Linked DNA regions of Homo sapiens: region 2 is linked to region 1. The links are chromatin contacts, found by Hi-C or POLR2A ChIA-PET in ENCODE. All regions are on one chromosome and are shown on one strand. The core of a region is the stretch at or near the end of the contact, and the rest is flanking DNA. Distances in the headings are between cores, read along the strand shown. Region 1 overlaps GPAT3 (glycerol-3-phosphate acyltransferase 3). Region 2 has its middle 94 kb from the start of GPAT3.

Region 1 (3,260 bases), core at 254-2,753:
TCCATATTTAGATTTCCCTAACAGTCTCAAAATGTCTTTATAATTGATTTGTTTGAAATGAATTTCAGTCATGGTTCACAAAAACATTTATTTTTTAATTTTTTGCAGTGCTTTAAGTTGGAAATATGAAAGTTTTTTGTGGGGGCAGGGGTGCAGTTTTATTTCTTGGAACAAAAATTACTTAATAGCAACTGATTCTGATAAAACTCACTAGAGTACTGTGCATTTTAATCTTTACATCTTAACATAGCTCTGTAGAAGGCAAAAGTTTGATTGTTAGGTTAGTCATCTGTATTTCTTTTACGTACAATATTATAAAAATTTAGTTCAATCACTTTGGAGAGCAATTTGGCAATACTTAGGAAAGTTAAAGACCAGAAAATTACACGACAACCCAACAATTCTATATCTCCTAAAATATCAAATGTACCCAGAGCCTCAGCATATATGTATTAGGTGACTTGTTACAAGTGTTTACAACCAGTGAAAATGTGGAGACAATCCATCAGGAGGAAAGTTAATATGTAAGCTGATTTATTTATACTGTACAGCAGTTAAACTGAATTAACTGGACTTACATGGAAAGAAAAAGGAGATGAATTTCAAACCATATTGAGAGAAAAGAAAATATATAGTATAATAACATTTATTTAAAATTTAGAATCACAAATAGATACTATACATTTATGTGAATATATAATATATGCATGGAAATTATATATACTATAGGGCAGTATATTGCGCCTGGCTGGGACAGGTTATCTTCAGGAGGGAGAGCAAGAGGTGGTGAGGAGGGGCTTTAACTGTATTTATAATTTTTTTTCTTTAAAATATACCTGGGCTGGGCGCAGTGGCTCATGCCTGTAATCCCAGCACTTTGGGAGGCTGAGGCGGGCGGATCACGAGGTCAAGAAATCGAGACCATCCTGGCCAACATGGTGAAACCCGGTCTCTACTAAAAATACGAAAATTAACTGGGCGTGGTGGTGCGCCCCTATAGTCTCAGCTACTCAGGAGGCTGAGGCAGGAGAATCGCTTGAACCTGGGAGGCAGAGGTTGTAGTGAGCCGAGATTGCACCACTGCACTCCAGCCTGGGAGACAGAGTGAGACTCCATCTCGGAAAAAAAAAAAAAAAAAAAAATCTATCTATCTATCTATCTATCTATCTATCTATCTGAAGCAAATATGACAATGAGTATTTTTTTTCTTGTTAAACTCATCTTTGGGGGGTTACATTTATATTGTAAACATAAAAAAGAGAAAACCCCAACCAAATAAAACATCAGTAGTCATTCAGCTAATGTTTATTCTGACAGTTAGAACTAGTTATATATGAATGGAAGATAGGTACCTTCTTGGGATGTGATTTGATGGTTATCTGCTCCAAAACACAGCTCCATTCAGCCTGACCAGTGCCTGGAATTTAAACTGAAACCTATGGAACAAAGGAGTTTTTAATAAAAATACATTACCTCTTAGAGCTGGCTTTCTCAACCTCAGCACTACTGATACTTTGGATTGGGTAATTCTTTGTCGTGGGCAACAGTCCTGTACAATGTGAGATGTTCAGCAGCATCTCTGGCCTCTACCCAGTAGATGACAGACAGTAGCACACTCCCATTCGTGACAACCAACAATGTGTGCAGACATTGCCAGTTGTCCCCTGGGGGCACTTCTCTCTCCTTCCCTCACCCCACCCCTGCTCATTTGTGAATCACTGCTCCTAGAGAAGAATGCATTAGTGTATTGGTCCCCACTATCGTTAGCATGATTTTAGTTTTCTAACAAATAGGCCCTTGAAGGAGCAGAATTTGATGCTACAGTTTTTGGTGGTTGATTTGGGAAGAATGGAATGACAAAGTAAGGCATAGGTGGGGGTGCTTAGATGAGCAGCAGGATTAGCAGATGGTGGAAGAGGAGGCAGGTTCCTTAAGGAAAGGTAGAAAGCAGACAAAGAAATCTTCCTTCAAACTTTGCCTCATAATCTAACGAGAATATACTGGTCTATTTTGGAGGGAGCTTTACTTAAAGTGGATTAGAGACTGGCATATAACTGTGCTTTATGGACTGAATGTCTATGTCCCCCCCTTCCCAAATTGATATGTTGATATGTTGATCCTAACACCCAAAGTGATGGTATTAGGAGGTGGGGCCTTTGGGAGGTAATTAAGTCATGAAGGTAGAGCCATAATGAGTGGGATTAGTGCCCTTATAAATACGGGCCCCAGGGAGTTGTCTAGCCCCTTCCATCATGTGAGGACACAGTGAGAAGATAGCCATCTGGAAATCGGAAAGAGAGCCCTCACCAGAACCTGACCCCACTGGCCCCCTGATCTTGGACTTCTAGCCTCCAGACCTGTGGGAAAATAAATTTCTGTTTTTTGTAAGCTACCCAGGCTATGGCACTCTGTTATAGCAGCCTGAAGTGACTAAGGCAGTGCTCTAAACCTCTGAAAGTAAATGACTTAGCATTTAACTTTGACCACTGATGAATGAGCAGGATGAAGTGGTTCTGGCAGGAAATGAGAAGGTAAAAGGTCAGATCAGAGTTATGGTCTTGTAACTGCATTGCGAAGTGATGGGTGTGAAGAGAGGGAATTAAGCCTTGAATCACAGAAAGGAAGGCTCCCATCTAAGGAAACTAGCTAGGACATTCATAAAATGTCTTGAATTATTTTTTAGATTGTTTTTCTTTTCGAATAGTAGTAACAACGTGGATAGTATTCCTATGCCTTACCTCTATTTTCAGTGAAACTAGTTAAAAAAAATGTAACTAAGCAGTTTTAAAATTTTCTGTCTCTAGCACTGACTGCTGAAGGTCTGGTTGGTGATTTAGCTGCATTAGTCCAAAACCCCTCAGCAGCTTGGAAGAGGGTACCTGCATCTCAGAGTTGTGGAGGTTTGAAAAAGTTGAGTGAGAACTGAGATTCAAAGATTATTTGAGGCCGGGCACGGTGGCTCATGCCTGTAATCCCAGCACTTTGGGAGGCTGAGGCAGGTGGACTGCTTGAGCCCAGGGGTTCAAGACCAGCCTGGGCAACATGGTGAAACCCTGTCTCTACAAAAACTACAAAAAATAGTCAGACATGGCGACTCAGGAGTCTGAGGTGGGAAGATCTCTTGAGCCCGGGAGGTCAAGGGTGCAGAGAGCTGAGATCGCACCACTGCACTCCAGCCTGGACGACAGAGTGAGACCCTGTCTCAAAAAATAAATAAATAAATAAAATAAAAAAATAAATAAAATAAATTATTTGAGAGG
Region 2 (3,260 bases), core at 425-2,924, 78 kb after region 1:
TTGATATTTCTAAAACATCTTATGAGGCCTGGTGCCGTGGCTCATGCCTGTGATCCTAGCACTTTGGGAGGCCGGAGCGGGTGGATCACATGAGGTCAGGAGTTTGAGACCAGCCTGGCCAACATGGTAAAACTCCGACTCTACCAGAAATACAAAAATTAGCTGGGCATGGTGGTGTGCACGTGTAGTTCCAGCTACTCAGGAGGTTGAGGCAGGAGAATGGTTTGAACCTGGGAGGCGGAGGTTGTAGTGAGCTGAGATTGTACCGTTGTACTGCAGCCTGGGTGACAGAGCAAGACTCTGTCTCAAAAATAAATAAATAAATAAATAAAAAACGTCTTATGGCTGAGACTATTTACTCTCTCCAAATTCATTCTCTTCCTCTGTCTTAGTAACAGAACCCTACATTTATTCAAGATATTAGCATACCCAACTAGAAACTGTATTTTTCAGGCTCTGTTGCAACCAGGTATAGGAATGGGACTTAGTTCTTGTCAAAAGGACTTGAATCCAAGTCTTAAGTAGGACTTTTGGGAAGTATCTATAAAAAATATTTTTTCTTTTTAGCTGTCTGGTTTGGAAATGTGATGGTTGGAGCTCTAGTAGCCATCTTGGGCCTTCAGAATAGAGACCACACTCTAGGTTAGAGATCTGGAAGATGTCTTGATCCTCAGTGATTTTGTGGATTTGTATTATCAGCTTTGGCTTCAAAATTATTTGAGCCATCATTTGAACCTCATCCCGAATGATACACATGCTTCATGGAGGAGGTAGCATTGAGATGGTCCTTGAAGGAAGAATAGGATTTAGATGGTCAGGAAGAGTAGGGAAACATCATAGGCAAGGGGATAAAATAAAAATAAAAAACTATTAAATTTACAGAGTAGTTTACAGCTTATAGAGTGAATTCACATCCACTATTTTATTTGTTCCTCATAATAACTGGGTATGTTATATGCAAATATTATCTTCATTTTACAGATTAGAACTGTGGAGTCCAAAGATGGACAAACGATTAAATGGAAAGGACATTGGATTTGTAGTCAGAAAGTCTGGGTTTGAGTTTTTTATTGTGATGGGCAAACTTTAAGGTGGCCCCCATGATTCCTCTCCTGGTGTTTATGTTTTTATATAATCCTCTTCTCTTGCTTGTAGGCAGACCTGTGAATTACTTCTAATCAGTAGACTATAGCAAAGGTGAAGAGATGCTGCCCTTAAAATTTCATTATATTATATATCACTCCAGAGCCTCTTGCTCCCTCACCCCCTCTACCATCTCCGTTACTGATTTTGAAGAAGAAAGCTGTCATGAATCTTATAACTGCAAGGAACTTAATGTTGCCAAGAACCATTTGAGTGGGAAAATGGATTCTTCTCCAGGCAAGCCTTCAGATGAGAACTTAGCCCAGGCCAACACCTTGACTACAGCGTTGTGAGACTCTGAAGCAGAGAACCCAGCTAAACCGTGTCCAGACTCCTGGCTCAGACTGTGTGTTATTTTAAGTTACTTAGTTCATGGTAATTTGCTATGCAGAAATAGATAGCTAATAGACTATCTACTAGTTGTGCGGCCTTGAGTTAATAGCATAACTGCTTTGTCATGGCAGAGGTGATTAACTGTTCACCATAAAGTTATGCTTCCTCTTCCACAGAACAGCTTTATCACTGGGAAGCAGCCACCCAGCGATAGCCTACATTTCGCAATACCCCTCACATCTGGGTGGAGGCATTGACTGTTCTCACCAGTGAGATGTAAGTGAAAGTCATTTGGGTCACTTCCAGCATGAGGTTGTTAAAAAGTAGGTGTGCTTTCTCCAACCTCTCTGCCTGTCTGCCAGCTTGAGGCAGGAGACTCCAAGGCTGTAGGATCTGGTGGGGCCACAAGACAGAAGGAGCCAGGGCTCAATTACTTCGTGGAGGAAAACTGCACCCTGACCAGGAACACCCTCAGTACACAGTTACATGAGCAGGAAATAACCCTATTGTGTTAAGTGCTGACTGTTTTGTTTATTGTAGCAATTACTGTTTCCCTTATGTAGCATTAATTTTCTTATCTATCAAATGGGGATAAAGTTGTGACATAAATGAAACAATCTGTTTAAAACACATATCAAATTGTAAACTATTATCCTAATATGAGGTGTTAATAGTGTCTTCACAAAACCCCTGTGATGTAACTAGAGAAGTAATTATTCCTTCATTTTATAGGTGATAAAACTATATGAAATGGCTATGTGGCTGGTTTGAGGTCTCTAAATTAGTGACAGGGGTAGGACTATCTCTCTTGATTCCCTACCTAATATTCTTCCACATTTCCATGACATCACACAAGGGTTCAGGGGAGTGGAAGGTGTGCAGAGGAAGGGGGAGTTTCAGGAAGACACATTTCTTTAAACATGTGCAGATGAATACAGTGATTTCAAAGGTGTCCCTGTGGAGTTGAACCAAATGCCTCCTCTGCAGAGGCTGTATGTTTAGCTGTCAGTACATGGAAGAGAAGCATAGCTTCACCTTACATATGTTTTAGTTAAATTAGTAGATTAATGTATATTTACTTTGAGGTGATTGTTGAAATACCTTCCTTGTGTGTAATGGAATTTTCTCCTTTCGGCGATGCCAAAGACAGTTCATTTAGCTACATATGTTGTCAGTGAAATTTCCCACATGCTTCCATGAAACATTTGTCTTCTCCAGATGGCCTGTGTAAAGCCCAGTTGTTCTTCCAAATAAATTTATGGCTACAACAAATGTGTTATCTCTCTAGACTAGCTGAGAGTTCTTTTTTGGAAAAAGAAATAAATGATTTCCTACAATTCAAAGAGGGATAGATTTTTCAGTGTAAAGTGGTGTGAAACTCTGTTCTAAGGCTGAAATTTGGTAGGATCTGAGTTTTAAAAATTAATAGATAGAGTGTGTTGCTTTCATTCCCCTCCACCCATAAAATCTGTGTGGTTTTAAGTTCCCTTCATACAAGAATCCCAAACACAAGAATTCCCCTGCAGATTGTTTCCATATTTCTAATCTCTTGCTTTGCAGCTTTTTTCCCCCAATAAAGCCTTACTTTTAAAATAAAAAATCCAAACACTTATTATTCAATATTTAATATATGAAAAAGAATACTTATAACACAGATATAAGTTAACAAACATACTAATAAATTGGACACCTGTGGAACCACTGATCAACTCAAGAGCCAGAATAATAACAATGGCATTGTATTCATCTGCTCAGTTCCTTGCTTCTGCTGTCATCCCCTTCCT

Evidence for each region. A loop is a pair of places that touch in the nucleus more often than their neighbours do. ChIA-PET counts read pairs that join two places held with the same protein, here RNA polymerase II (POLR2A). Pooled maps may share reads with other maps.
Region 2: a map of K562 shows a loop between it and region 1 (2.7-fold over the local background). The contact joins two enhancer-like sites. A Hi-C loop is called at or near these places in 1 of 168 maps with a recorded cell type or tissue (K562), 1 of 37 single-sample maps with no recorded cell type and 7 of 50 pooled maps. POLR2A ChIA-PET finds 5 or more read pairs at or near these places in 2 of 52 experiments (AG04450 and GM12878).

The regions. Positions count from the first base shown.
Region 1 is chr4:83,550,673-83,553,932 of GRCh38, forward strand. All of the region lies in intron 2 of GPAT3 (glycerol-3-phosphate acyltransferase 3), which reads left to right. Among named protein-coding and RNA genes, the nearest start is that of GPAT3, 16 kb to the left of the region's middle. RefSeq lists a silencer at 2,392-2,521. Within about 2 kb of position 1,504, at least 4 of the 41 ENCODE cell types and tissues checked have a DNase peak (open chromatin) inside an H3K27ac peak, as active enhancers do.
Region 2 is chr4:83,628,622-83,631,881 of GRCh38, forward strand. No RefSeq gene overlaps it. Among named protein-coding and RNA genes, the nearest start is that of GPAT3, 94 kb to the left of the region's middle. RefSeq lists a cis regulatory region at 1,271-1,994 and an enhancer at 1,595-1,889. Within about 2 kb of position 1,675, at least 13 of the 41 ENCODE cell types and tissues checked have a DNase peak (open chromatin) inside an H3K27ac peak, as active enhancers do.